Regions from separate parts of the Homo sapiens genome. Here region 1 is linked to region 2. A link is a loop called in an ENCODE intact Hi-C map of the cell type or tissue named here. Cell type or tissue: CD4-positive, alpha-beta T cell. All regions are shown on one strand. Each heading gives the region's core, and the rest is flanking DNA. Links, peaks and the distances in the headings are about the cores only. Region 1 has its middle 13 kb from the start of DOCK11. Region 2 overlaps DOCK11 (dedicator of cytokinesis 11).

Region 1 (17,263 bases), core at 4,253-12,252, 70 kb before region 2:
AAGAAGTCAAAAATATACCCACTCTGGAGACATTTTCAGCCATTTCAAGAGAAAGATGAAACCAAAGTCAATAGCTCTTAAGGATAAGATGCAAAAAAATAAATCCTTTAAGAGGGAAACATTAAAAATTGCTCCCTAACTACTAGCGTAAAAGCAATGCAATGGCAAACTCCTTGAGGTGGAGATCTTTTTTTTTGCATGCACAAGTCAGGGAAAGAGCAAACGATGACGTGAAGTCACTGAGCTGGAGGAAGTCCAGAAAATGAAGTAAAGAACTGAGAAGATGAAATAGTTTCCACAGAATAATACACTAAGGAGCATTTCCCACATGTATTTGACCAAGGAACACTCTTAAAATTATCGTATGTGACTGGAATTCCACCAGGAACTCAAGATATAATGCTCATTTGAATGAAAGTAGACAACCAGGGCTGGGCGCCGTGGCTCATGCCTGTATCCCCACCACTTTGGGAGGCCAAGGTGGGTGGATTGCTTGAGCCTAGGAGTTCAAGACCAGCCTGGGCAACATAGGGAGGCCCCCCTCCGACCACCACCATAGCTGGGCGTGGTGACTCATGCCTATAATCCCAGCACTTTGGGATGCTGAGGCGGGTGAATCACCTGAGGTCAGGAGTTCGAGACCAGCCTGGCCAACACGGTGAAACTACAAAATGGTGAAACTACTGAAAATACAAAATGTAGATGGGCGTGGTGGCAGGCATCTGTAGTCCCAGCTACTCGGGAGGCTGAGGCAGGAGAATCACTTGAACCCGGGAGGCGGATCTTTTTATGTTTTGTTATAAAATGTGGCATATATGAAGCAATGTTGAAAAATCATTTGTCTTTTCTTTACATACTTTCTTAATATTATGAACAATCGTCCTGAATGAAAATGTTATATAATGTAGCCATTCAACAAATATTTACTGAGTGCCTACTATATGCCAAACACTGTTCTAGGTGCTGTGGATATATAGTGATGAACAAAACACACAAAAAGCTTTGCTCATACAGAGCTTATAATTTATGGGGAGAGACAAATACTAAATATATATAGGTTGGCTGGGCGCAGTGGCTCACACCTGTAATCCCAGCAATTTGGGAGGCCGAGACGGGCGGATCACCTGAGGTCAGGAGTTCAAGACCAGCATGACCAACATGGAGAAACCCCGTCTCTACTAAAAATACAAAATTAGCGGGGCATGGTGGCACATGCCTATAATCCCAGCTACTCGGGAGGCTGAGGCAGGAGAATCGCTTGAACCTGGGAGGCAGAGTTTGCGGTGAGCTGAGACGACACCATTGCACTCCAGCCTGGGCAGCAAGAGAGGAACACCATCTCAAAAAAAAAAAAAAAAAAAGATGTGTGTGTAGTAAATGCTATGGAGAAAAAACAAAACAGGGAAGAGAAAAAAATAGGTAGTCTGGGGGGTGGGTTGCAATTTTAAATAAGGTGTAAAGGGAAGGCCTCACTGAGAAGGTGGCATTTGAGCAAAGGCTGGAAGGAGGGGAGAAAGAGAACCACTCTTCTGTCTGGGGTAACAGCATTCCAGACAGAGGGGACAGCAAGTGCAAATGCCTTGGGGCTGAAGCATGCCTGGCGTGTTTGAGAAAGAGCAAGGAAGCTGGTAAGCCTGATGTGAGTGAGCAAGGGGAGAATGGAGAGGAGAGTGGAGAGGTCACCGGAGGTGAGGGCGTGGAACCATTGTAAGGACTTCAGCTTTTGCGAAGTGAAATGATGAGCCAGAGGAAAGTTCAGAGCAGACTGCTGTGATCTGACTTCCATTTTAACAGGATCACTCTGGCTGCTGTGTTTTAAACACTGAATGGGCCAAGGCTGTAAGCAAGGAGACCATTTAGGAGGCTAGTACATTCTTAGAGACGATCCATCATCTTAGTAAGAGATGATAGTGCTTTGGACCAGGGTATTAATGGAAGTGGTGAGAAGTGGTCTTATATTTTGAAGGTAGGGACACCAGGATGTGCTGAAGGATTGGATGCAGGATGTGAGAGAAAGAGGAGTCTGGGATGGCTCCAAGGTTTTGGGCCTGAGCAACCTGAAAAATGGAGTTGTCATTAATTGAGATGTGTAAGCCTCTGAAAGGTTTCTTGGGGGAAGATGAGTAGCTGCGTTTGGGACATACTCTCTCTCTCTCTCTCTCTCTCTATATATATATATATATGTGTGTGTGTGTGTGTGTGTGTGTGTGTGTATAAAAATATATATTATATCACAAACACACATATATAATATATTATATTATAATTTTATATATAATTTTATATATAATATATATGTATTTGAGACAGTCTCACTTCGTCACCCAGGCTGGAGTGCAGTGGAGCGATCTCAGCTCACTGCAACCTCCACCTCCCCGGTTCAAGCTATTCTCGTGCCTCAGCCTCTGGAATAGCTGGGATTAGAAGCACGGGCCACCATGCCCGGCTAATTGTTTTTGTATTTTTAGTAGAGACGTGATTTTGCCATGTTGCCCAGGCTGTTCTCAAACTCCTGCCCTCAAGTGATCTGGCCACCTCAGCCTCCCGAAGTGCTGGGATTGCAGGCGTGAGCCACCACGCCTGGCCCTGGACATAAATTTTAGATGACTATAATAAATGCAGGTGGGGATGTTGAGTAGACAGTTGGATGAATGAGTCTGCAGTTCAGAGGAGAGATCTAGGTTGGAAAAGTAAATCTGGACCTTGTCAGCGTATAGATACCTACTATCTGATACAGTAGCCACCAGCCACATGTGACGATTGATCACCTGAAATGTGGCTAGTCCGAAATGAGATATGCTATGAGTGTAAAATACTCACTGGATGTCAAAGACAATACAGAAAAAAGAAAGTGAAATATTTTATTAATAATTTTTAAATATTGATCACATGTTGAAAAGATATTTTTGGCTATATTGGATTAAATAAAATACATTATTAAAATTGATTTCATGTGTTCCTTTTTACTTGTTGAACGTGGCTAGTAAAGTATTTAAAGTTATATATGTGGCTCACATTATATTTCCATTGGACCGTGCTGGTACAGATGTTATATAAAGCCATAAACACTGGATGAGATCATCAAGGGAGTGAGAAGAGTGGCTAGAGAAGAAGTCTGAAAATTGAGGCCTCATTGACAAGAAATATATTATATATATATAAATATATATACACACCACATACACATATATAAACACATATATACACACATACACATTCAACTTTATTGAGTTTTAATTGTAAAAAATAACGCGCCTTCATTTTATATATGTATATATGTGTGTATATATATTCACATGTATATATATGTATATATTCATGTTACCACCACCCCACCATATTTTGTTTTAGTTGCAGCTTAAAATGAATAAACCATTTTGAATAGATTCATTGGAGCAAAAAGAGGAACACAAATCCCCTGTTTTACAATATTTAGGCACTCTTTAATTCATCTGTTTCAGAAATCATTATTATTTCATTCTAGACACCTCACCTCCTGAGTTTTTAGAAATCAAAGGCTCTCATTGTTTACATTTTCTTTAAATTATTCTAACTCTGTCTTTGTTAGATTCAGACACAGTTTGAGCCCCATAATAGTGGTTTTTGTTTATAACTTTTCTTTAAAAATTTTTTTTGGCTGGGCGCGGTGGCTCACGCCTATAATCCCAGCATTTTGGGAGGCCGAGGCGGGTGGATCACGAGGTCAGGAGATCGAGACCATCATAGCTAACACGGTGAAACCCCGTCTCTTCTAAAAATACAAAAATTAGCCGGGCTTGGTGGCGGGCGCCTGTAGTCCCAGCTTCTCGGGAGGCTGAGGCAGGAGAATGGCGTGAACCCGGGAGGCGGAGCTTGCAGTGAGCCGAGATTGTGCCACTGCACTCCAGCCTGGGCGACAGAGCGAGACTCCATCTCAAAAAAAAAAAATTTATTTTTTTTTTGGAGATAGTGTCTCACTCTTTCGCCCAGGCTGGAGTGCAGTGGTGCGATCATAGCTCACTGCAGCCTCCAACTCCTGTGCTCAAGCGTTCCTCCCACCTCAGCCTCACAAGTAACTGGGGCTACAGGTGCACACCACCACACCTGACTTATAACTATTCTTTCAACCAGACATCTCTGGGGAATGAAAAGAATGAGTTTATATAGCACAGGGCCACTTGTATAGGGTTCAACAGACTGTCTCTACACAATTTTTTTTTTTTTGAGATAGAGTTTCGCTCTTGTTGCCCAGGCTGAAGTGCAATGGCATTATCTCGGCTCACCGCAACCTCCGCCTCCCGGGTTCAAGTGATTCTCCTGCCTCAGCCTCCGGAGTAGCTGGGATTACAGGTGCCCGCCACTACACCTGACTAATTTTTGGTATTTTTAATAGAGATGGGTTTTCACCATGTTGGCCAGGCTGGTCTCAAACTCCTGACCTCAGGTGATCCACCCACCTCGGCCTTTCAAAGCGCTGGGATTACAGGCATGAGCCACCGCTCCCGGCCTCTATACATCTTTATACATCTCCAGGGGAGTGCCATTCACATAGTCTATGATGTGATTGGCATCTCCAGAATTGTTCAATGTGGCAACACTTACCAACACAACATCATACTGAGATATATTGTCCTCCCCAGTGATAGCAGTTTCCGTGACATTATTCAGAATTACGTACTAAACACATGTACCACCAGGGCTGCATTGATTTTCTATTATGTTTTCATTCTCCTGGTGATCTTTTATAGACTTTCAGTAGTCTTTGGCCATGGTACACCCATGGTACACCATTTTAAAAGGCAGATAATCACATAATAATTATAGGAATGTATTCTCAAACTCCTGACCTCAGGTGATCCACCTGCCTCAGCCTCCCAAAGTGCTGGGATTATAGGAGTGAGCCACCGCACCCGGCCTACACCCATCTAATTTTTTTTTTTTTTTTTTGTAGAGACGGGGTCGCCCTATGTTGCCCAGGCTGGTCTCGAACTCCTGGGCTCAAGCGATCTTCCCACCTTGGTCACCCAAAGTGCCAGGATTACAGGCTTCAGCCACACCCTGCACAGTCTTTTTTCTTTCTTTCTTTCTTTGAGACAGGATCTCACTCTGTCACCCAGGCTAAAGTATAGTGATGCGATCATAGCTCACTGCAGCCTCTACCTCCTGGGCTCAAGTGATCCTCCCACCTCAGCTTCCCAAGTAGGTGGGACTACAGGCACTCACCACCTTACCTATCTAATTTTTTTATTTTTATTTTTTGTGCAGAAGGGGGTCTCTGTATGTTGTCCAGGCTGGTATTGTATTTTTTAAATTGAGCTGGAATTTGCACAACATACAGTTCACCATTTAAAAGTGCACAATTCAATGGCATTTCGTGCATTAAAAATGCAGTGCAACCACTACCTCTCTCTAGTTTCAAATGTTTTCATCACCCCAGAAGAATACCTTGTACCTATTAAGTAATTACTCTTTATTTCCCCCTCTTCCTGACCCCTGGCAACCACTAATATGCTTTCTGTCTCTATAAATTTGCCTATTCTGGGCATTTTACAAGAAAGGAATCATACAGTATGTGACTTTTTGTCTCTGGCTCTTTTCATTTAGCATTTTTTAGACGTTCATTCAAGTTGTAGCATGTATCAGTCATGCATTCCAATTTATGGCTGAATAATATTTCAAAATATAGATGTACCACAATTTATTTATCCACTCATCCATTGGTGGACATTTGGGCTGTTCCCATCTTTTGGCTATTATGAATAATCCTGCTGTAAATATTTACATACAAGTTTCTGTGCAGACATATGTTTTCATTTCTCTTGGAAATATACCTAGGAGTGAAGTTGCTAAATCATATGGTAATTCTATACTTAACATTCCGAGGAACTGCCAAACTGTATTCCACAGCAGCTGCACCATTTCACATTCCCACCAGTAATATACAAGGGTTCCCATTTCTGTGCATCTGACCAACACTTGTTATTTTCTCTGTGTGTGTGTGTCTCTGTGTGTGTGTGTGTCTCTCTCTCTGTGTGTGTGTGTGTGTGTGTGTATTATAGCCATCCTAGTGGATGTGAAGTGGTATCTCATGGTTTTGATTTCTGTTTACCTAATTACTAATGATACTGAGCATTTTTTCTTTTTTCTTTTTCTTTTTTTTTTTTTTTTTTTTTGAGACAGAGTGAACCTGTCACCCAGGTTGGAGTGCAGTGGCCCCATCTCAGCTCACTGCAACCTCCACCTCCCAGGTTCAAGTGATTCTCCTTCCTCAGGCTCCCAAGTAGCTGGGACTACAGGCGCGTGCCACCACGCCCGGCTAATTTTTGTATTTTTAGTAGAGACGGGATTTCGCCATGTTGGTCAGGCTGGTCTCGAGCTCCTGGCCTCAAGTGATCTGTCTGCCTCGACCTCCCAAAGGGCTGGGATTACAGACGTGAGCCACTGCACCCGGCCTAGCATTTTTTCATGTGCCTATTGGTCATTTGTATATCTCCTCTGGAGAAATGCCTGTTCAAGTCCTCCACCCATGTTTTTGTTTTGTTTTGTTTTGTTTTGTTTTCTTTGAGACGGAGTCCCGCTCTGTCGCCAGGCTGGAGTGCAGTGGCACGATCTCAGCTCACTGCAGTCTCTGCCTCCCAGGTTCAAGCGATTCTTCTGCCTCAGCCTACCGAGTAGCTGGGACTACAGGTGCGCACCACCACGCCCAGCTAAGTTTTGTATTGTTAGTAGAGACAGGATTTCACCATGTTGGCCAGGATGGTCTCGATCTCTTGACTTCGTGATCTACCCGCCTCAGCCTCCCAAAGTGCTGGGATTACAGGCATGAGTCACCATACCCGGCCTTTCTTTTCTTTTCTTTTTTTGAGAGAGGGTCTCACTCTGTCACCCAGGCTGGAGTACAATGGCGTAATCATAGTTTACTGTGGCCTCGACCTACCAGACTCAAACGATTCTTTCACCTTAGCCTCCTGAATAGCTGCTCTACCCATTTTTAAATTAGATTGTTGGCCCTTTTCGTACTGAATTGTAAGAGTTCTTTACATATTCTGAATACTAGACCCTCAACAGAATTATGTTTCCCATTCTGCAGGTTGACTTCTCACTTTCTTTATAATGTCCTTTGATGTACAAAAGTTTTAAATTTTGATGAAGTCCAGTTTACCTATTTTTTTTTCTTTTGGTGCTTGTGCTTTTGGTATCAAATTTAATAATTCATTGCCAAATCCGAGGTCATAAAGATATATCTCTATGTTTTCCTCTAAGAGTTTTATCATTTCAAATGATATATTTATTTATTTATTTATTTAATTTATTTTTTTTGAGACAGAGTCTTGCTCTGTCACCCAGGCTGGAGTGCAGTGGCATAATCTCGGCCCACTGAAACCTCTGCCTCCTGGGCTCAATTGATTCTCCTGCCTCAGCCTCCTGAGTAGCTGGAAACACAGGTGCCTACCACCACACATGGATAATTTTTTGTATTTTTGGTAGAGATGGGGTTTCACCTTGTTGGACAGGCTAGTCTCAAACTCCTGACCTCAAGTGATCCACCTGCCTCGGCCTCCCAAAGTGCTGGGATTACAGGCATGAGCCACCACACCCAGCCTCAGCTATTATATTTAGATCATTGATCCATTTTCATTTAGTTTTTGTATATGGAGTGAAATAGGGATCCAACTTTATTATTTTGCAGGTGATTTTCCAGTTATCCCAGCACCATTTGGTGGGGAAGAGATGCTTATTTCCCCCATTGTATGGTCTTGACACTTTCCGTAGTATTTTAAAGCAAATCCTGGACATCATGTTGTTTCATCTGTAAATACTTCAGTGTTGATCTCAAATCGATAAAGACTTCATTTATTTATTTTGAGACAGGGTCTCACTCTGTCACCCAGGCTGGAGTGCAGTAGCACAATCATGGCTCACTGCAGCCTCAACCTCCCAGGCTCAAGCAATCCTCTCACCTCAGCCTCCTGAGTAGCTGAGACCACAGGCATGCACCACCATGCCCGGCTAATTTTTGCATTTTTTGTAGAGACAGAGTCTCGCTATGTTGCCAAGCTGGTCCTGAACTCTTGTCCTCAAGGGATCCTCCTGCTTTGGCCTCTCAAAGCGCTGGGATTACAGGTGTGAGCCACCACACCTGGTCAGTTCCATTTCTTTTTTCTTTTTTTTTTTTGAGACAGAATCTAGCTCTGATGCCCAGACTGGAGTGCAGTGGCATGACCTCAGCTCACTGTAACCTCCACCTTGCTGGTTCAAGCCATTCTCGTGCCTCAGCCTCCCAAGTAACTGGGATTACAGGCATGTGCCACCAGGCCTGGCTAATTTTTGTATTTTTAGTAGGGACGGGGTTTTGCCATATTGGCCTGTCTGGTCTCGAACTCCTGACCTCAAGTGATCCACCCACCTTGGCCTCCCAAAATAATAGGATTACAGGCGTGAGCCACCGCACACGGGAAGCTCCATCTCTTAAGTGGTTTGCTTTCCTTTGTCTGAATTAATCCTGGTCTTGCCTTCTGTACAAAGAAGCAGTTTGAACTAAAATTTAGTCACTAGGCAATTTCTTTTCTTTTTTCTTTCTTTTTTTTTTTTTTTTGAGACAGAGTCTGGCTCTGTCACCCAGGCTGGAGTGCAATGGCATGATCTCGGCTCACTGCAACCTCCACTTCCTGGGTTCAAGTAATTCTCCTGCCTCAGCCTCCTGAGTAGCTGGGACTACAAGCACGTGCCACCATGCCCAGCTAATTTTTGTATTTTTAGTAGAGACGGGGTTTCACCATTTTGGCCAGGATGGTTTCGATCTCTTGACCTTGTGATCCGCCCGCCTCGACCTCCCAAAGTGCTGGGATTACAGGCGTGAACCACAGCACCCGATCTCACTAGGCAATTTCTAAGGTCTGATCCAACTCCACGTACCTGCCCTCCCTGTCCTTGCTCCTGTTCTGATCCTAGTCCCTGTAATTTTCTGGATACAACTTATCTGTCCCTAAAGGCTCCTGAAAGTCCTTCTTTGCTCTTTTCAGTTGTGCCCAGGAATAATTTCCACTGGACTTGTCCAGCACCAAGTCCTCATATCCTTTCCCCAGCCTGGACCATTTGTTGTCTCTCTCTCTTTTTTTTTTTTTTTTTCATATGAAGGCGACACTAAACCATTTGGTCTCTTTATAAGTAAGTTTCGCAGTCAGCAGTCTGGGCAATAGTGTGAGATCTCATCTCTAAAAAAAACCTTGAAAATTAGCCAGGCATGGCATGTACCTGTAGTCCAAGCTACTCAGGAGGCTGAAGCGGAGGAATTGCTTCAGCCCAGGAGTTCAAGGTAAAAAAAAAGTTTCATATTCAGGAATATACATGTACATAATAGAAAGCAATACCTAATGCTTTCTACAACATTTGAAATACTTAAGAAGCTTACACTGGCATTTTCACAGACATATCATTAGCTTCCTGCAAGGGAAAGGGTCATTTTGAAAACCACAACATTTTATGGATGAAGAGGTTTTCTCTTTTTTTTTTTTTTTTTTGAGAGGCAGTCTCCCTCTGTAGCCCAGGCTGGAGTGCAGTGGTGTGATCTCGGCTCACTGCAACCTCTGCCTCCCAGTTCAAGCAATCCTCCTGCCTCAGCCTCCCTAGTAGCTGGGACTACAGGCACCCACCACCACACCCAACTAATTTTTGTATTTTTAGTAGAGACGAGATTTTGCCATGCTGGCCAGGCTTGTCTTGAACTCCTGACCTCAGGTGATCTGCACGCCTCGGCCTGCCAAAGTGCTGGGATTACAGGCGTGAGCCACTGCGCCCAGCTGAGTATTTTTCAATATTTGTTGGTGGCTAAGTATATTAGGACAACACGCTAAATTTGGACTTATCCCAAACTCCCACTTTCCCAGTCTGACAAGTTTGGGGACTGCCCTCTCCAACCCTTCTGACTTAGTCTCCCAGGCATGCTGGCTATCTGGCTATAGTCTAGAATTGACTCAGCAAACAAGCAAATGTAAATACTCACTGAATCTTTCTGGGGCCATTCCGTGGAAACAGAAATATATTTAAGTTTTTCTGCCTTTGAGAAACTGCTACGGGGCATAGCCGTGGGTAGATATATTTGGTGGCTCTTAGACCCCCTGACATACACCCACGGACCATCCTCATCTATTTGCTTTCTGGCTTCTGATCTGGGCCCTTCTTGGGAATAGTTTTTCTCTGACCCTAGAGTCTAGACTAAAGCCAATTGGACATTCACTTCCTGGTTTTTTTTTCCCATTTGTCTGGCAGTTTCTGTCCTGGCCTCCCCATACTTGGGCTCTCCTATCTTGGATTCATAATTATATTTCTAGCCACTTTTTCTTTCTTACTCCTTTAGCTCTTATTTTCTTTTTTTTTTTTTTTACAGTTATATTTGTATAATTTTGAGAAGGACAAATGCAGTTTTGTTACGTGGCTACATTGCATAGTGGTGATGTTTAGGCTTTTAGTGTATCCATCACCCAAATAGTGTACATTTTACCCATTAAGTAATTTCTTATCCCTCACCCCTCTTCCACCCTTCCACCCTTCTGTGTCTCCAGTGATTATTCCACATTCTATGTCCATGTGAATGCATTATTTAGCTCCCACTTATAAGTGAGAACATGCAGTATTTGACTTTTTGTTTCTGAGTTGTTTCACTTAATGGCCTCCAGGTCCATTCATTTTGCTGCAAAATTCATAATTCCATTCTTTTTATGGCTGAATAATATTCCATTGTGTATATATATCACATTTCCTTTATCCAATCATTCATTGATGGACACTTAGTTTGATTCCGTAACTTTACTATTATGAATAGTGCTGTGATAAACGTGAGTATAGGTGTCTTTTGGCTATAATTATTTCTTTTCCTTTGGGTAGTTTCCCAGTGGGATTGCTGGATCAAATATAGTTTTATTGTTAATTCTTTGAGGCCTTTCATTACGGTGGGGTTTTTTTGTTCTCCCTTTCCCCTCAAGTAGCCTCTGAACATTACATGCCTAATCATCCTCTCCCTGGCTCAGCTGATGGTCCTAGCATCTCCCACTGATGGGCTTTTTCTTATTCTCCTGAAGAGTTTCATATGGCTTCACAAGATAAAATTGCATTTTGATTATGGTTCTCATAGATTTCTGCTTTGCAAAAAAACAAACAGACAAAAACCCCACAACTCAGGAAACCACGCTGATATATTTTTTAAAAGTCTGGTTCTGACTATTTTTCTATTCTCCATTGGCTTTTACTATTCAAAACCCCTTGCCTACCAGCAGTAGCATTACACCTATCCCCACCTCTCTTAGCTGTGGGGCTAAAGGATAGAACATTCTATTTGGCTAAAGAAAAAAGTAGGACATTCTATTTGGCTAAAGAAAAAAGGTAATCAGACTGAGCCCAGAGATGTACACATAGGGGCTCATAAACAAAACAACCTCGTTTCACTCTTTTACAGCAGAATTTTAGCTAGGTCACTTCTACTAACAGCCATCTATTGGGGGAAAATTAATGACTATCAATTTACAAAACAGGATTATGGAAAACTTTTAAATGAGAGCTAGATAGAGAAACTCTTGGGTTAACGCTCCTCAGTGACCTAGAAGTATATTGAAAAAACAAAATAGTGCATTTCTGATAATGAAACATGACAACCGTACCTAACCTTTTTAAATTAACAGTGGTGCATATATACTGTGATCTTTTCAAGGGCAGCAGGACCACATTTGAATCATTTTCTCCATAGGTTATCTTGAGGAACATGATAGTCAAATGTCCCTAGGCATCTCCACCCATCTGGGCTTTGGGTCATGAATTGATACTTATACAGGAACTAGCTGCCATTAGGTGGAGCAATTTGAAGTCTAATAGGCCATCTAGAAGGATATCAGATCAGGAGGTTTAAGAACTCCAGATGTTTTAATTTAGGTGAGTGCAGCCACAAGGCTGCTAGGACATTAACAAAGAACTGATTGATAGAGAAGAAAAAGTAGCTGGTATTAGATAATGGTATTAGATAAAAGTAGCTGGTATTAGATGATGGGAGGGGCCTGATGTCTGGTTGCCAAGGCACCTAACTCTTCACTCGATAGTCCCCCAAGCACAGGATTCATGGCTTTTGTGGCCCCATCCCTTGGGCGTAGAGCATAATCCTTAGCTGACCTTTGAAAAATGCAACCTCAGGCTTGCCCGGCTTCTGGTACTTCCAACTCTTCTTTGCCATTATTATAAACACAATTATCAGTCTTTGAGGGGAGGCTGATCTTTTAGTTCAGATTTCCAGAGTTCAGATTGGCAGGTGTCCTTTGTCATCTCATAAAGGAATTAAAGTGACCTGAGAAAATGTCCTCTGGGTAAGATCAATGCCACCTGTACTCTGTCCTTGCCCAAACTCTTTCATCAGAGCTCTCATGTGCATCAGCCCTTCCCCACTCCCTTCAAGCCTGTACAGCCTGGGCATGACAACAAATTTGGTCCTTTAGCAATAGCATGTACAACTAATGGACAACTCCCAGGTTATCATCTATCCCTTTTGAGAACTCAATAGGATTATTATTATTATTATTATTATTTTGAGACGGAGTTTCACTCTTGTCACCCAGCTGGAGTGCAATGGCATGACCTCGGCTCACTGAAACCTCTGCCTCTAGGCTCAAGTGATTCTCCTGCCCAGCCTCCCGAGTAGCTGGGATTACAGGCTTCTGCCACCACGCCTGGCTAATTTTTGTATTTTTAGTAAAGAAGGGGTTTCACCATGTTAGCCAGGCTGGTCTTCAACTCCTGACCTCAGGTGATCCACCTGCCTTGGCCTCTCAAAGTGCTGGGAGTATAAGTGTGAGCCACTGTGCCCAGATGAGTATTACATATATATATATATTTTTTACTTCTTTTTATTTTTTATTGTTATTATTTTTTAGAGGCGGAGTCTCACCCTGTCGCCCAGGCTGGAGTGCAGTGGCGTGATCTCGGCTCACTGCAAGCTCTGCCTCCCAGGTTCACGCCATTCTCCTGCCTCAGCCTCCCGAGTAACTGGGACTACAAGTGCCCGCCACCGCGCCCAGCTAATTTTTTTTTTTTTTTGTATTTTTAGTAGAGACAGGGTTTCACCGTGTTAGCCAGGATGGTCTCGATCTCCTGACCTCGTGATCCGCCCTCCTCAGCCTCCCAAAGTACTGGTATTACAGGCGTGAGCCACCGCACCCGGCCTAAAAAATATTTTTAAGAAAATTTAAAAATATTTTTAAAATATGTTTTTAATATTATTTTTAAAATATTCCTTTGAAGGATAAAAAAGTGAAAAAGAAGGTGTTAACTTTGGGAAATAAGGAACCTCTCATTATTCCAAGTGGTACCATAGGCGATTAATATATATTCAATAAGTTTTATATTATTTAAAATATCTTATAATTGCGATAGGGCTTTTAACTTTTTCAAATACTCATATATTGCCTATATTATTGTATGCAACAATATACAGTTGTTTGACAGATAAAATATATATGACAATCTCACTATAAATTCATGACTAATGGATCCGCATAGAATTAGAGTAAGATGGAGAGTCTCCCAAGGCCCTTAAGGTTAGTCAGTGCCATGTGGTGTATCTGAAAGAGACCTAAAAGACCTGGCTTCTGTTTCTGGCCCTGCCAACTACTGTGTGACTTATCTGTAAAATGGGGAAAAATAATCTTGGCTCTGTCTACCTCTCCAGATTGTTCTGAAGATTGAATGAGATAATGGATATAAATATGCTTTGGAGACCATACAACTCTCCACAATTATAGTTTGGTTGTAATAAATGCCTCAACAACACACAGAAGTGAACATGGTATCATGATTTCTTTTGTTTTGCTTTATTTATCTCATTGAAGTCATCATGAATATATTCTGATTGGAAAAGCAGCACACAATTTGTATATAATAATTAATTATTGAGTGACCTTTAAGTGCTGGGCACTGTTCTAGGCCTGCCTTGTGCAACGTTGTGGCCACTAGCCACATAGAGCTATTGAGCACATGAATGTAGTTCATGCGACTGGGGAAATGAATTTGTAATTTTATTTAATTTTAGTTAATTTACACTTAAATACAAAAACTGATATGAAATAATTATTAGAATTGTTTTTCTGACAGGGTCTTGCTCTGTCACCCATGCTGGAGTGCAGTGGCACAATCACGGCTCACTGAAGCCTCAAACTCCTGGGCTCATGTAATCCACCTGTCTCAACCTCCTGAGTAGCTGGGACTACAGACGTGTACCACAATGCCCAGCTAATTTTTTAATTTTTAATTTTTTTGTACAGATGGGATCTTCTTATGTTGACCAGGCTGGTTTTATTTATTTCTTTATTTATTTAGAGATGGAGTCTCACTCTGTTGCCCAGGCTGGACTGCAGTGGCATGATCATGGCTCACTGCAACCTCTGCCTCCCGGTTTCAAGTGATTCTTCTGCCTCAGCCTCCTGAATAGCTGGGAGTACAGGTGCGTGCCACCACGCCCGACTAATTTTTGTATTTTTAGTAGAGATGGGGTTTCACCATATTGGCCAGGCTGTTCTCGAACTCCTGACCTCGTGATCCACCCACCTCAGCCTCCCAAAGTGCTGGGATTAGATGCGTGAGCCACCACATCTGGCCAATTTTTTTGTAATTTTAGTGGAGACAAGGTTTCACCATGTTGGTCAGGCTGGTCTCAAACTCCTGACCTCAAATGATCCTCCTGCCTCAGCCTCCCAAAGTGCTGGGATTATAGTCATGAGCCACTGCACCTGGCCATTAGAAAACTTTTTTTTTTTTTTTTTGAGACGGAGTTTCGCTCTTGTTGCTCAGGCTGGTGTGCAATGGCGTGATCTCGGCTCACTGTAACCTCCCCCTCCTGAGTTCAAGCAGTTCTCCTGTCTCAGCCTCCTGAGTAGCTGGGATTACAGGCGCCCGCCACTACACCTGGCTAAGTTTTGGCATTTTTAGTAGGGATAGGGTTTCACCATGTTGGCCAGGCTTGTCTCGAACTCCTGACCTAAGGTGATCCGCCCACCTCGGCCTCCCAAAGTGCTGGGATTACAGGTGTGAGCCACCATGCCCAACAAAAATATACTTTTAAAATTAATTTCACCTGCTTCTTTTTACTAATTTTTTAATGTGGCTACAAGTGAATTTATAATTACATATGTACTCATATTATATTTCTGTTGGGCAGTGCTGCTTTAGGCACTGATGATAAAGCAGTGAACAAAGGAGACAAAATATCCCGCTTTCATGGAACGTGCATTTTAGTGCGGAAGACAGATGATAAAATAAATATATAAACATATATAGTATATCAAATGGTGACAAGTGCTTTGGAGAAAAACAAAGAAAGCAAGTTAGATAGGAGATGGTAGGAGGGTTGAACTTTTAAATACGAAGGTCAAGGAACGCCCAAAATCTAGATGTTGAGAGAGTAAGTAATGAAGCTTCTTCCGCTGGGTAGAAGCAACAGTAAGTGAGGAGGCCTTGATGATGGACAAAGCCTTGGCAATTCAGGGACCCTCAAGGAGGCCTGTGTGGTAGATCATGGAGTGCAAAGGAGAGGATCAATAGGAGATGAGATCAGACAGGTATGGGAAAAAAGCTGTAATGCTATAGTGAGACAGGTCAGGTAGATTGTGATGGGCAGCTTCTGACATGGCTCCAGATGATTCTTGCCTCCTAGTATTAATGCCCTGTGTTAATATCTTCCCCTTCAATGTGAGCTGGACCTAGTGAATAAAATACAGTAAAATTGATGGGATGCCACTTCCAAGTTTAGGTTATAAAAGACTGTGGATTCCAATTGCAGGTAGTCTTTCACTCTTTCAACTCTCTCTTGTTTGCTCACTTTTTTTTCTTTTTCTTTTCTTTTCTTTTCTTTCTTTCTTTCTTTTTTTTTGACAGAATCTCACTCTGTTGCCCAGGCTGGAATGCAGTGGTGGGATCTTGGCTCACTGCAACCTCCACCTCCTGGGTTCAAGTGATCCTCTCACCTCAGCCTCCTGAGTAGCTGGGATTACAGGTATGCACCACCACACCCTGCCAACTTTAGTATTCTTAGTAGAGACAGGGTTTCACCATGTTGGCCAGGCTGGTCTTGAACTCCTGACGTCAAGTGATCCACCCACATTGGCCTCCCAAAATGCTGGAACTACAGGCGTGAGCCACTGCGCCTGGCCCTGTTTGCTCACTTTGGTAAACTGCCATGTTATTAACTGCCTTCTGGAGAAGCTCATGAGGCAAGGAACTGAGGCCAACCTCTGGCTGACAGCCAGCAAGGAACTAAGGCCCTTACTACAACAACCTGTGAGGATCTGGATGCTGCCACAACCAGTGAATGGGCTTAAAAACAAATTCTGCCCCAGTTAAACCTTGAGATGGGTGAGGCCCCTGCTCTGACACCTTGATCATAGCCTATGAGAGATCCTGAACTCATACCTTGATGGCAGCCTAGCGAGAGACTCTGGTCTGGACAACCCAACTAAGCCATGCTTAGATTCCTGAACGACAGAAACCGTGAGATAATACATGTGTATTGTTTTAAGCTGCTAAACTTGGGGGTAATTTGTTACACAGCAAGAGATAACACTAGATATTGTAGGTCACTGTAAGTAGAAACTGAATAGGGGGTTGGTGGGACTCACTGGCTATGTTGCAAATAGACTACAGGAGGGTAAGGGTGAAAGCAGGGAGGTCAGTTGAGAGGCTATTGACATAAGCTTGGTAAGGGTTGCTGGTGGTATTGGTAGAGATATTAAGAAGTGGTTGGATTTCAGACGTATTTTGAAGGCAGAGCCAACAGGCTTTGCTGTTGGTTGGATAAAGGGTGTGTAGGTAATAAGATGACTCTAAGGCTTTTGTTCTGAGGAACTAGAAAGAATGATCATATACTGAGATGGAGAAAACTATAGAAAAACTAGATTCGTGGAGAAAGAATAAGAGTTCGATTTTAGGCACGCTTAATTAGAGATACTAGACATCCCAGTGGGGATGCTGAGTTCGATATACAAGTTTGATGTTTGAGGCTGGAAATAAAAATTTGAGAGTCTTTAGCATTTAGATGATAAAATGTTAAAGTCTCCTTGCTCCCCACTTCCACTCCCCACCCATGAGGCCCCCACTATTAGCTCATGTATAGGGACATACATATACACACACACCACACACACAAATTTTTCTTTTTTTGAGACAGAATCCCGCTGTATCCTCCAGGCTGGAGTGCAGTGAAGCGATCTTGGCTCACTGCAATCTCCACCTCTCGGGTTCAAGCCATTCTCATGCC
Region 2 (8,000 bases), core at 1-8,000:
TATCCTCAGCTGCTCATATTCTGTGTGTGTGTGTGTGTGTGTGTGATCATTAACATATAAAACTTTTTTTTTTTTTGAGATGGCTCCTAGCTCTGTTGCACCAGGATGGAGTGCAGAGGTGCAATCTCAGCTCACTGCAACCTCCACCTCCCGGGTTTAAGCCATTCTCCTGCCTCAGCCTCCTGTGTAGCTGGGATTACAGGTGCACGCCACCATGCCTGGCTAATTTTTGTATTTTTATTAGAGACGGGGTCTCACCATGTGGCCAGGCTCGTCTCGAACTCCTGATCTCAAGTGATCCACCTACCTCAGCCTCCCAAAGTGCTGGGATTACAGGTGTGAGCCACTGTGCTCGGCCTATTTCTTTCTTTTTAAAATCTCTACCAAACATCAGGCAAAGGAAGGAAAAGAGGAATAAACCAAGTTAATTGGTCATATGAAGCTACACAACTTTTATGTTTATTTTTATCATTTATTTATTTGTTTTTGAGACAGTCTCACTGTGTCGCCCAGGCTGGAGTGCAGTGGCGTGATCACGGCTCACTGCAGTCTCAAACTCCCAGGCTCAAGCAGTCCTCCCACTTCAGCCTCCCAAGTAGCTGGGACCACAGGCACATAGCACCGTGCCCAGCTAATTTTGTTTGTTTGTTTGTTTGTTTTTGATAGAGATGGGGTCTCCCTATGTTGTGCAGGCTGGTCTCAAACTCTTGGACTCAAGTGATCCTCCCACCTTGTCCTCCCAAAATTCTGAGATTACAGGCATCAGCCACCATGCCTGGCTACTACACAGCTTAAAAAAAGTTAATAGGAAATACTTTGAAATGCAAAGGCCATATTGAGGTTTGGGAGCTGTTTCTGGTTATGAGTTTCCTTTATCCCCACTCTTTTCCATTATAAATTATGAATCTCCATTTTGAATTTCAAACTCTTCTGATTTCATCTCCTGAGCCATAGCAGTAGTGTTGTATTTCAGAATTTGTCACAGCTAGAATGGGAATCAGAGGAAGGTTCAGCTAGAACCTTCTGAGGCATTTTGCCAAGATTACTTTTTCCTCTAATAATTGTATTTTGGGCCAGGCGTGGTAGTTCATGCCTATAATCCCAGCAGTTTGGGAAGCCAATATGGGAGGATCACTTGAACCCAGGAGTTTAAGACCAGCCTAGGCAACATAGCGAGACCCTGTCTCTACAAAAATGAACAAAATTAGCCATGTGAATTGGTGCTCCCCTGTAGTCCCAGGTACTTGGGACATTGAAGTAGGAGGATCACTTCAGCCTGGGAGGTCGAGGCTGTAGTGAGGCGAGATTGAGCCACTGCACTCCAGCCTGGGTGACAGAGTGACACCTTATCTCAAAAAAAAAAAGTGTTTTAACTGTTATTTAGTTCAACATTATTGAAATTAGTTGGAACTGCAGTGTTGACACATCATTTTTTCATGTTCTCTTTCTGTATCAATACAGGGCAAGTGAGTGTATGGGGCAGAGGATTGAAAAGGGGGAGCAGTTTTATAGTTTCCAGGCTAGAACTTGAAGTGAAGGCCAAAGCACAAGTCCAGGCCTATGAACAAAGGCACACTGGGAGAGTCTGGTTTGTACCTTTCAGTGCTCTGTTACAGGGTGGGGGATCATATAAGTTCTTCCTGCATCACGTCTGGATTGTTTCAGGCATAGGAGGCTAAAGCTAAAGATGAGGTGAGCAGCTGACCCAGCTCTTGGATAATTGGAAAAGGCAGAGGCAGAAGAACTGAGACAAAGGGTTGACAGAGTTTGAGAGGAAAGTTTCTATGTATTTTTTTTCTACTATGGTAATGTTTGAAGTGAAGAATACTAATGAAGCTCATAAGCAAATGGGAAGATGACTCAGGTGTGCTATTATCTGAGTCATTTCCCCAATCCTGGAGGCAGGTTTATCCTTAGAGCATCTGGAGTTCCCTGCCCGCTAGGAACTCCAGCCCACACTGGTAAGAAGCATTGGTAGATTTAGCAACCAGCACCTCAGGGCCAGAGCTTGCAGAGTTGAGAGCAAAGAATCTTTTCTTTTTGGAAAATCCAAGCTTCGATAGCCCCTGCAAACTCATGGCAAACTAACTAGGAAGCAAGAGCAGATCTGGTTATTAACCATGACTCAGTGGCAAATAACAGCCTCCATAAGCCAAGCTTCTTCCCTGTGTTTTAGCTGAGCTTATTTGATGCCCTGTGGCTTGACACTGGCCTGCAGTTCCCTCTGGAATTGCTAGGGAATAAAAGCAAGGCATCTTGGTGCCTTTTAGAGAGAGGTGTACGTTTAAGCGTCTTTATTCATTAAGAAATTTCTAAATTTTAAAAATTATGTGCTGGGCATAGTGGCTCATGCCTGTAATCTTAGCACTTTGGGAGGCCAAGGCAGGAAGATGGCTTGAGTTTGGGAGTTCGAAACTAGCCTGGGCAACATAGCGAGCCCTGTCTCTTCAAAAAATAAAAAAATTAGCTGGGCATGGTGACGCATGCCTGTATTTGCAGCTACTTGAGAAGCTGAGGTGGGAGGATCGCTTGAGCCTGGGAGGTCAAAGCTACAGTGAGCTGTGATTGCATGACTGTACTCCAGTCTGACTGACAGAGCAATACTCGATCTCTTAAAAAAAAAATTACAGTCAGTTCTTTGGAAAGTTTGAAATTATGCGCAACTTTAAACTGATCTTAGAAATAGGTCTGAGTTGTTTTGCTGGACATTTTGACTGTTAGAAATAAAGGAATCTGCCCAGGCGTTCATGACCAGCCTGAGCAACATGACGAAACCTCGCCTCTACAAAAAATACAAAGGTAGTTAGCTAGGCGTGGTGGTGCACTCCTATAGTCCCAGCTACTCTGGAGGCTTAAGTGGGAGGATCACCTGAGTTTAAGAGGTGGAGGTTGCAGTGAGCCAAGATTGTGCCACTGCACTCCAGCCTGGGTGACAGAGCGACACTCTGTCTCAAAAAAAAAAAAAAAGGGAGGGAGGGAGGACTCTAATAGCAAGGAAGGGAGGAATCACATCGTGAGAGAAAGTGCAAAAATAAAACGAAGGAAAGAGTATTAGAAGAGACTCAGCAAAGTGCAGTTGATAAAAGGGAATTAGAAGATTCCAACTTTATAAGATCTTTTGAGAAAGCAACCACATGGCCTTTAATGCAATCTAAATAATATAGCCAAACTAATTTGTATATGGGTTGCTGTAGACAGTTTAACCTTCCTAGCTAGCTTGCCAGCAAGTTTTGCAAGAACATTCAAGTCGACAGTTCTTGCAATGACTTGCAGTGCATTCAAGTCGATGGGCTGTAGGGAAAAGAGGGGCTAGTAGAGGAACTAGGCTGAGTTCTTCGTATTGGAAGATTATAAGACCACATATTTATAGGATAAAAATTTATATTTTCCCCAATATATAGCTTTCCCCCTGCTCTGGTCAGTTGTTAAGATATAATCTGTACCACCTTCTGAAATGGGCATATTTTCCCAGAAGTGCTTGCTGAGTATAACCTCATTGTTGGCTGAGAAACTTGCCCTGAGGAGCCTGGACTACAGGAAAGCTGCGAATAATGTGCATCACTCCACGAGTCACAGTGCTCTGTGCCCAAGCACTTCCTCTCACTGAAGAGGATGCATCATGCAGTTCTTGCAGAAGCTCTGTTGTACTGGGTGTGGTGGCATGTGCCTGTAATCCCAGCAACTTAAGAGGCTGAGTCAGGAGGATCGCTTGAGCCCAGGAGTTTGAAGCTGCAGTGAGCTATGATTGTGCCACTGCACTCCAGCCTGAGCACAAAGCGAGACCTCATCCCCTTTTTTTTTTCAAAAAGAAAACCCCAAAAAACAAAAAACCAACGCTCTGTTGGTTGTTTGGGTGCAGTGAACATTTAGCACTTGTAATTTGCTTTGTTCTTGGTATTCAAGTTAAAACAGGACAAGCCTTATCATAGTGATTAATTTCGTCAATTTGTGGTTTCTAGTTAATGAGGAGGTACCTTGCTGCCACTCTTCAATTCCTGGAAAAGTATTAGAGAGAAGTTTTAAGATGTCATAGAGAATACATGATCCTTTAGACAGAAACCACAATCCTAACAGACCCCTATTCATTTACATTCTCTCTTTCCCAAGTAGCTGCTAGAGACATCTGCTTTATTCAACTTCTTTTCATATCAATGAAGGAATTTAATGTGGGTTTAGATAGCTGTGATATTGGACATAGCCTTCCCCTGGTATTTAGAACTATTTCTCCTAAGAGATATAATGATATATGGAGGAATTTAATCTTCAGGGTGGTTTTTCATTTTTTAAAAAATTGCTGCAGATTCTTGGCCAACTCCTGGGACACCCACCTTTATGCATCTTTTTGGCTCAATTTGGTCACATTCCTCTAGCTCTCTCCTCCCCATTCTCAGCAATTAAACGCTGAAGTGCCTTGATATGATATCGGGGTTGCAAGTTCAACTGGTTGATGTATGACTCACTTCTAGTGCCCTTTAAAATTTTTTTGGCACAAAAAGAGCCATTTGTTATATATCCAGAGTCCAAAAGTCCTTAAATCCTTAACTCTTCCAGGAGGGATTTTTCCTCCTCTGCAGTGGGAGAACATCAAATCAAATGAGGATTTGACCTAAGAAAGCACATACAATATTAAAATAATTGCTAGGAGGTCAAGGTCACTATGTGTGTTAGAACAAAAGGAAGAGAAAATATTTTATTTTTGATATCTTAGTCCAATTGTATTCTCAAATCTACCAGACTATCTCTTACAGCTAACAAATGGATTGCATTCATTTATTATGCATAAGATTTTTTCATTAATTTGTTTTTTATGTTTTGTTTTCTCTCATTCATATTACTTCTCAAAAACTATTTATTAGGTGCTTCATATGTGTCAGACACTATTGGGTATCAACAAATTCATGACCAAATAGATAATTTCTTAATTTAATTTTTTCAGAGACAAGGTCTTACTATATTGCCCTGGCTGGAGTGCAGTGGCACAATCATAGCTCATTGCAGCCTCCAACACCTGGGCTGAAGCGATCCTCTTGCCTCAGGCTCCCAAGTACCTGAGACTACAGGTGCATCCCACCACGCCTGGCTACCAAATAGATATTGAATGCCTTGTTAATACAAGGTATTAGCATTGTGGAGGGTAGAGAGAAGTGTCAGATGTAGAGCTTAAAACCTTTTTGGGAAGGTGGGCTGGGCACAGTGGCTCACACTTGTAATCCCAGCACTTTGGGAGGCTGAGGTGGGCTGATAACTTGAAGTCAAAAGTTCAAGACCAGCCTGGCCAACATAGTGAAACCCTGTCTCTACTAAAAATACAAAAATTAGCCAGGCGTCGTGGTGTGCACCTGTAATATCAGCTACTCGGGAGGCTGAGGCACCAGAATCTCTCGAACCCGAGAGGCAGAGGTTGCAGTGAGCTGAGATCGCACCACTGCACTCCAGCCTGGGCAACAGAGTGAGACTCTGTCTCAAAAAAACAAAACAAAACAAAAAACCACCTTTTTGGGGAGGTGAGACACACAATAAAAATAATTGTTTAAAGATGGTACAGTGACCAAGTGCTACATGAATCTAGATCATTGTGGCCTGGGGTCAGAGAAGGCTTCTTGAAGAAGGCGGGGCCTCGAAGGAAGTGAATCAGAAAGGAGAAAGTGAGTGTGCCAGGCAATATGTATAAGGCAGAATGGTTAGGTGAAGCTCAGTAGTCATGGGAGATGAAGTTGATTTGGTTCTTTGGTATCACCTTGTGCCTCCATTTCTCTTCTGTAATATGGAGGGCATAACAGTAATGACCACATAAATTGTTACTAGGATTCAATGAAATAATACAAGGAAAGCACTTAACCAGAGACCATAATGCACAAAGCACCCCACAGATGTTAGCAATTGTTGTTATTTTATATTATTAGGATTGTGGGAGGGCCTTGAATGCAGTATCTGGCATGTGTGCCTTATGTGAGTAATTGAGAGTCATTGATTATTTGAGCAGTGACATGCTGTGCTGAAATACATCTGATAAAATAATTTGTCTGTAATGAGAAGGGTGGATTGTAGACCCCTCCTACTAGACTTGGCTTTAAATCAAATAGTTGAACTCTTCAGTGCCCAGATACGGTAGAATTATTTAAGAAAAGCTATTTGATTTTTACTCAGTTTCTCAGTGGGTAGGAGAGTGTCATATATTAAAACTTGGGGCCAGGTGTGGTGGCTCATGCCTGTAATGCCAGCACTTTGGGAGGCCAAGCCAGAAGGATCACTTGAGGTCAGGAGTTCGAGACCAGCCTGGGCAACACGGTGAAACCCTGTCTCCACTAAAAAGACAAAAAGCTTAGCCGGGTATGGTGACACACACCTATAGTCCCACCCACTTGAGAGGCTGAGGTGGGAGGATCGCTTGAACCCAGGAGGCTGAGGTTGCAGTGAGCTGAGATCGTGCCACTGCACTCCACCCTGGGCGACAGAGTGAGACTTCATCTTGAAAAGAAAAAAAAAAAACAAAATAAACTTGATAGGACTGTAAATGACATGATGGAGAGAGGTGAGTGATATATCAGGTTGCCAACGTAGTGGTAGGGGTTCTTTAGCAGGATGAAGTTCCTGGCATTCTGGTGTCATTACTGCAACTCACTTTTCTAAGTCCTGTGGTTTTTTTCCCCATTGTTTCTTTCATTTTTGTGCAGAACAGTTCTAAGACCCAGTATGTCTCTGTCTCTCCTGCTTTCTCCTTTTCCTTGCTGGCTCTTCCATTGTGTTCTGTCTGAGACATTAGGCAAGTTCCCCTACATCATTTCTACATTGCTCTTGGCCTACCTACTCTGCCTCTAAACCTTTGATGTATCCTTTCTAAGGGCTTCTGGTTCATGCAATTTAGCAGTAAATAATTACCCCTCTAGGTAACACACAATAGGTAAACGCTCTTGGGATTTGCTGTATAAAATGATAAAAGGTTTTCCTACTTTCTTTTCTTTCTTTTTTTTTTTTTTGACAGAGGATCTCGCTCTGTCTTCCAGGCTGGAGTGCAGTGGTACAATCTCTGCTCACTGCAACCTCTGCCTCCTGGGTTCAAGCACTTCTCCAGCCTCAGCCTCTCAAGTAGCTGGGATTACAGGTGTGCACCACCACGCCCAGCTAATTTTTGTATTTTTAGCAGAGATGGGGTTTCACCATGTTGGCCAGGCTGGTCTCGAACTCCTGACCTCAGGTGATCCACCCGCCTCGGCATCCCAAAGTACTGGGATTACAGATGTGAGCCGCCACCCCCAGCCATTTTCCTACTTTGAGGATACTAAGTGCTCCAACTTTCCTTCCTATGTTTAATCTTTGATGCAGCTGAATGACAAAAGGCCTTTGTTCCTGCTCCAGAAGGGGTTCAAAAAGGTTGTCATCTGGCCAGGCACGGTAGCTCACACCTGTAATCCCAACACTTTGGGAGGGTGAGGTGGGTAGATCACTTGAGGCCAGAAGTTCAAGACCAGCCTGGCCAACATGGTGAAACCCCATCTCTACTAAAAATAAAAATAAAAAAAAATTAGCCAGGCGTGGTGGCATGCACCTGTAATCCCAGCTACTCGGGAGGCTGAGGCAGGAGAATTGCTTGAATCCGGGAGGCAGAGGTTGCAGTAAGCCGAGATCACACCACTGCACTACAGCCTGGGCAACAGAGCGTGGCTCTGTCTCCGGAAAAAAAAAAAAAAAAAAGTGTGTCATTCCAACAGCTTGGGGCCTTAAGCACACTTGGCAGGACCTGATCCTATAGAATCAAATCCTTTGGCTTGCTCTCTGTTTTATTGTTGTGGGTGGTCTGAATGGGCCACTCTTCAGGATCTGTGTTCCTCACTGAGTAAGGTGGGGCATTTTCAGCTGTGTTCACCATCAAACAAAAATAATAAAGACGAGGAGGAGGAGAAAGAAGAGTGTGGGCATTACAGAGAAACACAATTCTGTTGTATGAAACCACTGGAGAATCTGCTGGAGAATCTTTGCTGGAAATGGGATTATTCATTCAT

What was found. Hi-C counts contacts between places; a loop is a spot of excess contacts. Peaks named below come from ENCODE experiments on the same cell type or tissue, not always from the same donor. Only the 100,000 strongest peaks of a DNase experiment are listed, where the experiment ranks them.
Region 1: a loop joins it to region 2, with 2.1 times the contacts of the local background. A loop is called at or near these places in 9 of 110 quality-filtered maps.

Annotation. Positions count from the first base shown.
Region 1 is chrX:118,474,511-118,491,773 of GRCh38, forward strand. No RefSeq gene overlaps it. Among named protein-coding and RNA genes, the nearest start is that of DOCK11, 13 kb to the right of the region's middle. In CD4-positive, alpha-beta T cell, for the core only: no CTCF peak of the experiment used is centred there; no DNase peak of the experiment used is centred there.
Region 2 is chrX:118,549,086-118,557,085 of GRCh38, forward strand. The region is part of intron 6 of DOCK11 (dedicator of cytokinesis 11); the gene reads left to right. Among named protein-coding and RNA genes, the nearest start is that of DOCK11, 57 kb to the left of the region's middle. In CD4-positive, alpha-beta T cell, for the core only: no CTCF peak of the experiment used is centred there; a DNase peak (open chromatin) is centred at 3,616.